Regions from separate parts of the Homo sapiens genome. Here all the other regions are linked to region 3. A link is an interaction called in ENCODE POLR2A ChIA-PET data of the cell type or tissue named here. Cell type or tissue: OCI-LY7. All regions are shown on one strand.

What was found. ChIA-PET counts read pairs that join two places held together with the same protein. Peaks named below come from ENCODE experiments on the same cell type or tissue, not always from the same donor. Only the 100,000 strongest peaks of a DNase experiment are listed, where the experiment ranks them.
Region 1: POLR2A ChIA-PET joins it to region 3 with 7 read pairs; 2 of 35 experiments call an interaction of 5 or more read pairs at or near these places.
Region 2: POLR2A ChIA-PET joins it to region 3 with 5 read pairs; 2 of 35 experiments call an interaction of 5 or more read pairs at or near these places.

Annotation. Positions count from the first base shown.
Region 1 is chr4:123,615,964-123,618,463 of GRCh38, reverse strand. No RefSeq gene overlaps it. Among named protein-coding and RNA genes, the nearest start is that of LINC01091, 33 kb to the left of the region's middle. In OCI-LY7, no CTCF peak of the experiment used is centred here; a DNase peak (open chromatin) is centred at 1,323.
Region 2 is chr4:123,609,440-123,611,939 of GRCh38, reverse strand. No RefSeq gene overlaps it. Among named protein-coding and RNA genes, the nearest start is that of LINC01091, 39 kb to the left of the region's middle. In OCI-LY7, no CTCF peak of the experiment used is centred here; no DNase peak of the experiment used is centred here.
Region 3 is chr4:123,451,235-123,453,734 of GRCh38, reverse strand. No RefSeq gene overlaps it. Among named protein-coding and RNA genes, the nearest start is that of SPRY1, 56 kb to the right of the region's middle. In OCI-LY7, no CTCF peak of the experiment used is centred here; a DNase peak (open chromatin) is centred at 994.

The sequences.
Region 1 (2,500 bases), 160 kb before region 3:
GGGACCCACCACTTATGATTGGTGTCTGAAGTGGGAGACGGTTTTGTGGGACTGAGCTCTTAATCCGCGGCTTCCATGCTAACTTGGGGCAATTAGGATCAGAGTCAAGTTAAATTTTAGGATACCTAGTTGGTGTCCACTGAGAATTGGAGAATTGGTTAGTGTGGGGGGAAAAAAACCCACACATTTGGTGTTAGAAGTGTTGAAAGAGTATACAAGCAGAAACAGGAGTTTTTCATTTGAATCTGTTGAGTTTGAAGCAAAATGAGACATCCAGAAAGAGCTCTCCAGCAGGCAGTTGGAAATACAGGACAGCTGAGCCCAGAAGAAAAGCAGGCTGGAGACATAAATTTGAGAATCAGAGGCCTCAGGATTTAGCTGAGATGATGGGGGTGCATAGGATAGCAGAGTGAAAATGTGAAAACAGAAGCACATGTGGTCAGCTCACACCCCTTTAGTCTAGGAAATTCTTGTGGCCTTACATCTCCCTGGGGGTACAGGGGTTCATTTATGGTCCAGGACAGGGCTTCTGATCCAACGGCACACTTGCACCTTCTTTATTTCAGACTGGTGGCAAACTGTAACTGGTAAGGTGGGAATAAAGGGAGCTAAGAGCTTTTATTCCCCATTGGTTCCTTTGGCAAGTGGAGAATACCTGAAGTTGTGTTACAGAGGTCTTAGGTCTCCACTTAAAAGCCATTTACCTATTACACCCCCCGCCCCCGCCCCATCCCGTCCCAATGCCTCCCTGCCCTGGACCACTTGAGAGTTACCCAGAAGCAAAACTGACCACAACATTCATGCAATGCTGCAGTGGCCGACTTGAGAGAGACCCTGGTCCTCTGTCTTTCAATCCAATTCTCTTTGCCAGTAATCACCCCACCTATTAAAAGCATATGTGCGACACCTTTAAAATTCTCTTTGCCCTTAACTGTGAATAGTGTTTCATTGTCTGCTGCCATCCTACCAGAGAGGGAGCATTGTGTAGTCGGACAAAACTTACACCCCTGAGCAGCAGAGAGCTCAGTTTCCTCTAATGATCCCCAGGCAGGCGAACATTGCCAAGGGCATGATTGTATATGGGTTCTTCTGGAATTGCATATGGGAATACTGTTGCTATGTGACCTGAGCCAAACAATCCTAGAGTCACCTGACATCCTCCATCCAACATTTAGGAGTCATCAAACTTAATTTCCCCTTTGTGCAATAAAACACCAAGAGGAAGCTTTAATAGATTGTATTATGTAACGGTTCTATAAAAATAGCAGGCCAGCGCTGGAGCACTTCCTTCCTGGGGCCCAGTAACCTATGCTGAAAGGATACACACTGGTTGCCCAGGCAACCATGAGAGATGACACTAGGGAAAAAAAAACAGCAACAAAAGGACCATTTTTTGGCTCCGTCAAATGAGGTCTGGTTTCAAGCTTGTGATACAGTGAATACAGACGGCCTAGCACAGAGCGAGGGAACCAGTTAGTGATTCTACTCAGGCATCAGTAGCCTTGCAAAGCTCCCCCTGCTTTCATGGTTTTTTTTTTTCTCTCTCCCTTCTTAAAGAGAGGGAAAAAAAGCTTTCCCCTCGCAATTTCATTTTTTATTTAAGCAAGCAAAATCTTTTAGTGATTTTGAACTGTAGCAATCAGGAAACAATGTTTATTCTAGTCTTTCTTTCTCTTCCCAGGAGTTTGAAAAATAATTTCAGTTACTTGCAATTGTCTTTTATTTTCTCCTAGTTTGTTTGGGGTTTGGTTATGCAAGAAGAACTGGTTTAAAGGCAATAACCTTTATAAACAACAAAAATAAAAAAGTAAATCACAGATGCTCAAGCAATAATGCATTTTAAAAGTAAATAATAACCATTTATGAGATCCCTCTTCACAGCAGACATCAAAGGACTTTGTTTTAATAGATTGAAATCTTCTCTCTCCTGCTGTACTGAATTAGAACCCCTAAGTTTTATTACCAACATCATCATCATTATTATTGCCTTGCAAAATGGACTGCCATTTTAATTTCAGAAAATTGGTTTTCCCAATATACTGAGAATAGTGGCAGAAGGTTTTTAAATTCCTGACATGTGCCTAAACATTTTTCCTCTCACAGGGAGGAAAAAGACCCTCAGGGATTTACAAACATGATTTGGAACCTCAGAAAAATAAAATCAAGGATGAATCAAATGAGATTAAGTTCCAGATCTCTAATATAAAGCAACATCAATAGTTCTTTCAAAGCGATTCTTGAAATCAGTGCTCATAAATATGTAATGCACTTTTTATCTAAAAGACCTGTTTAAATCCTCATATAGTAAATTATTTATTTCAAGATTAGGTACTCAGCACAATGCAGACACCCTCTGATCAAGTGGGAATAAAATCTGTGAAAGCAAATGGTAAGGCATTATGCAAATGTAAACTGCTGTGATTATGATTATCCTGTGAATGGGTAGGTTTGAAGGAAGAAAGCCAAAAAAAAAGAATCAATTATGTATTCTTCAGAAAAA
Region 2 (2,500 bases), 160 kb before region 3:
AAAAGAAATTGAACCATAAGGAAGAAAAGAAGCTTGTCTGTGGTAAGTCAAAGGGAATAGTTATATATCTTACCCATTTTCTACTTCAGGAAACTGAGTCTTATATGTAAAGTGACCTGCTTAAAGTCACACAGATCATAGGTAAGGAGGTCAGACCTGTTCTCTTTTCATGATTCTTTGCAGTAAATGGTTATGGCAAGCAATTGGATTAGACAATAGGAAGTGGCCTAAATGGGAGAGATCTCTTCACCTCAGAGCTAATAGGAGTGGCTTTCAGAGAAGAGCTAACATCAGCATTGAGCTCATGATGGTCAGATTTGTTAAGTTCCAAACCGGCAGAAGAAATAGCATCATGCACAGGTGGAGATAGAGAACACTGGACCCAGGGTCAGATAGGGGAGTAGTGGCAGGTGATTCTAAAAAAGAAGGTTGGGTACAGATTGTATACATTCTTGAGTGCCATCCTTAGACATTTTGACATTTTGACTTATCTGTAGGCAACTGAAAGACTGGATGACAGTGAAAATGGTGATTAGATATATTCATTTAGCCACCTCTCTCCACACGGTCCAGACTCGACAAGGACCAGTTAACAGTTCAAGTGATAATTTTTTTTTTTTTTTTGAGAGAGAGTCTACAAAAAAAAAGAGTGCAGTGGCACAATCTCGGCTCACCGCAATCTCCAACTCCCGGTTCAAGAGATTCTCCTACCTCAGCCTCCCAAGTATCTGGGATTACAGGCACATGCCACCACGCCCAGCTAATTTTTGTGTTTTTAGTAGAGATGGGGTTTCACCATGTTGGCCAGGTTGGTCTTGATCTCCTGACCTTGTGATCCGCCCGCCTCGGCCTCCCAAAGTGCTGGGATTACAGGCATAAGCCACTGCGCCCGGCCTCAAGTGAAAAATTTTAAGGGCATGAATTGCAATTTAGCCCATACAGCAGACAGGAGAAGATGAATCTATCATATCTCATAAAGGAATAATTCCAGGACCAGCTTAGCTGATTGATAGGGGACAGGCCAATGGTGATGGACATGTAAATATATATGTTAAGAATAATAGAATGCTGCTTTACAACTGTATGTGAGGAGTTTGCTTAAATATCTGATACTATAAATTTGACAAATATCATACATTTCACTATCAGCAAAGACCTAGCGATGCTAGAAAAAATAGACAGTAGTGGTGTAGTCAGAAGAGCACGGACTTTCAAATAAGATTGGCTTACCACTTACTACCTGTGTGACCTTGGGAAAGTTGGCTAAGTCTTTCAAAATCTCAGTTCCTTCATCAACCTCAAAGGATTAAATGCTCCAGTGTATATTAAGAAATTTGCAAAGTGCCTAGTTCATAGTGGGCACCCAAGAAACATCAGTTTCTTCCATTAGCATTCCAAACTAGATGCAGATACGTATTATACAATGTTGTTTAATAATCCCTGAGAACACCCAGTGTGCATTTATAAATCCTAAATTAGCTAAAATACGCTGCAAACACATTTTCTTATTTTTCTCAATATATCTTTTCCAAAATAACTTACCATTAAATTATGTTACTATCTGTACTTTAAAAGTTTTTAAACCTGCTCCCTGGGTGACATTGAAAGAGCTGAATTAAGAACCATAAAGTGACTTTAAGCCTTTCCCCCAGTTTAGCAGACACTCCATACCGAACAAATATTAATCATCCAGAGCAGAATGAAGATTTAGGAGAAGATGATGGAATTTCCATAGCTTCCTTCAGCTACTCATTCAAGACTAACAGCATTCATTTGTCAAAGATAGCTATCTCTCTTATATTTACGATAACCTCTGTTACTGTTTGCTCCTTCCCCAACCCTGACAAACATAAAGTTGGACAGAGAAACATTTAAAAGAATGGTTGGCTACAGCATATCAATCCTGGCTCACCCTCTAATCCAACAGCAATATAATCACAAACAAAGCCTCTTTCCAAGGATGTGGTACCTGGGGAAGATAGTCTTTCAACAGTAGAAATATACCTATCCAGGAAGACACTAAAGCTCATTTACTAAAGACAGAATCCAAGTTTATATGTACTAAGTACTAAGTAAATATACATTATAAGTATTTTGTGTTCCTGTGCATTTTGTATTACACATAATAACATCAATAAATAGTTGTTATACATGTTTTAGAAACTACTTTTAGGCCAGGCGTGGTGGCTCATGCCTGTAATCCCAACACTTTGGGAGGCCGAGGCGGGCAGATCATATGAGGTCAGGAGTTCTAGACCAGCCTGGCTAACATGGTGAAACCCCATTTCTAACAAAAATGCAAAAAATTAGCGGGGTGTGGTGGCGCCCATCTGTAATCCCAGCTACTCGGGAGGCTGAGGTAGGAGAATCACTTGAACCCAGGAGGTGGAGGTTGCAGTGACCTGAGATCACGCCATTGCATTCCAGCTTGGGCAACAAGAGCAAAACTCCGTCTCAAAACAAAAAAAAAAGAAACTACTTTTAGCTCTTACAAAATAGA
Region 3 (2,500 bases):
CCAGGCAATGCCTTCTTGTCCATCGTCACGGTGCCTAGGAGGAACTGGGATTCCTTGTCCCAGGGGCCAATTTCTCAAACCAAAAAAAAAAAAAAAAAAAGATTCTAAATAGGTTTGCCTCCTGCCTCCCGCAAGGGAGACTGGCACACAGCTAATGGGCTCCAGCAGGACCCTCAGAGCCTGAAAGATGTACCATAATTTCCCTTTTGTGACTAACAGCAGTTCCCTGGTGCGTCACACAGCATTTTACATGTAGCGATGAATGGTTCATTAGCTCATTCCTCATCCTCTAAGCTGTGTGTAAGCTGGATTCCTTCTTCAGTGTGTTCATTTAACTTTTCTTCTTTTTTCCTCAATTTTTCTTTTCTTTCAGTTTCATTTGGATGCCTTTAAAAAAAAAGTCATTCTGTACTTTTGCCATTCTAAAGTCACCACAATCTCTCCATTCTCATTGTTTAATAAAGCCATTTTCCTTCTTGTGAGTCTCTCCCCTTCAATTATTCACAACACTCTCCTGTAGGATGATGTGTGTCACTATCAGCTGACCTGACCTCACTGTGGTCATCTTTTTTACTCCATCTGCCTTGTGACTGAAAAACACTGTAACACCTAAATTACATTATAAATTATAGATGGAGACAATTGAAGATTGTGATATAGGCTAGAAATAAGCCTTTGTTTGTTTTAGCTTAGATGGTCGTGGAGGGGTGGATGGGCTTATGATGTGTAGTTAAATCAAACATCCAAAAATGCATGATAACAACTGCAAAGACTGAAATAGAAGCTCCAACAGACCAGCCCACCTCTGAGGAGAGCCAGAGAAATGAAGGGATCAGAGAGAATGGAGGAGGATGAAAATACCAGTGAAAGAGCTGCTTCTGTTTATGTCTACTCACCAGATATACAAATTACTAATGATGAGCAACACTACAAGCAAATCTTTTAATCATGCCTTTTTCTAGCTACCAGTGATGACAGCAGCATTGGCAAGTCTCCCAGAATGGCACATGTGAGAGTTCCTCTATCTGATAGTAGGTAGTGTGGATATCAAGTACTATCTGATGTAGCAAAACTTCTTTTAATTTAGGAAATTATCATTTAATCAGACACAGTTTGTTCCATTCTGAATGGTTGTATTTTGTTCTTGGTTGAGTTCATGGATTAGAATAACCCAGGACATGAAAACCTAACCCATGATAAGATTTAGAATTGCTTGCTGTTAAGGATCTTCAAAAAAGTTTCACCTACTTTGAATGTACCTACTTTGAAAATTTAAAACACAGGAAAATTAAAATTAAGTATACAAAGTAAATATATATAAAAATTCTTTCCTGCAGTTACTTTCATCTGAGTTTTTTCCCACTGAACTATACATGGATTCTTTAATTTTTTTTAACTTAGGAGAGTTTAGTAATTATGAACTATGAATTTTTTCTTCCTTTTTAAAAAAAGTAATTATAATTCAAAAGAATCAGGAAAAAATCCACCAGCAAATAGAACTGAAATATGTTCTAAAAGATTAATGTTACTTCTCCAACATGTTTAACTATTAATGTGATATACAGTTTAAATTAATTTATTTCACCTCTAAATTTTGAATATTTTAAAATTACTCTTTGTTCACTATAACTAATAGTAGCTGCTGGCATTTCCTTCTCCAAACATCACTAGACTTTAAAGTTCTAGTGATTCAGACAAGGCTTTTTTCTCTATTTGAAAATACCAAAACTATTTGCTCCCTGAGAGAGGGGATATTGTCTTACTCATTATCTGTCTCTAGTACCACCTAATTCAAAGTGGATAGTCAATAAATATTTTTTGAAATCAAATGAAAATTTTTTTAAAGACAGGGTCTTGCTCTGTCACCCAGGCTGGAATGCAGTGGTGTGATCAGGGCTCACTGCAGTCTCAATCTCCTGGGCTCAACTGATCCTCCCACCTCAGCCCCACTAGTAGCTGGGACCACAGGTGTGAACCACCATGCCCAGCTAATTTTAAAATTTTTTTTGTAGTCAATGTATTGCCCAGGCTGGTCTCAAATTCCTGAGCTCAAGCCATCCTCTGGTTTTGGTCTCCCAAAGTATTGGGATTACAGGAGTGAGCCATGACCAGGCCAAATGAAATTTAAAATCAACTTTAAGCTCTCAAAATTTGCCACTTGTGAATAGCAGACTAAAAAAACAAAAATAAAACCTCATTCTCCCTATGACAATGGAAACCCAAATGCCTAGCATCACCAAAATATATTAACATCTTAAATACCTAATTTATTATTTAAGGCATAACTCAGATACCAAAGGAATATAGTGTTCTGGTAAAAATAAGATCTTAATAATTTAGGCCAATAAAGGAGCCTACCAGCTTGACTAAGTACAATGGCGCATTATTTTACTACAGTACTGTTGTTCTAATTTATTCAGCATCTACATATGCAGACCTTAAAGGTGTTTTAATGTATAGCAAGTGTAACTTCCTAACTTTTTAGAGTTTGGTTGATTTG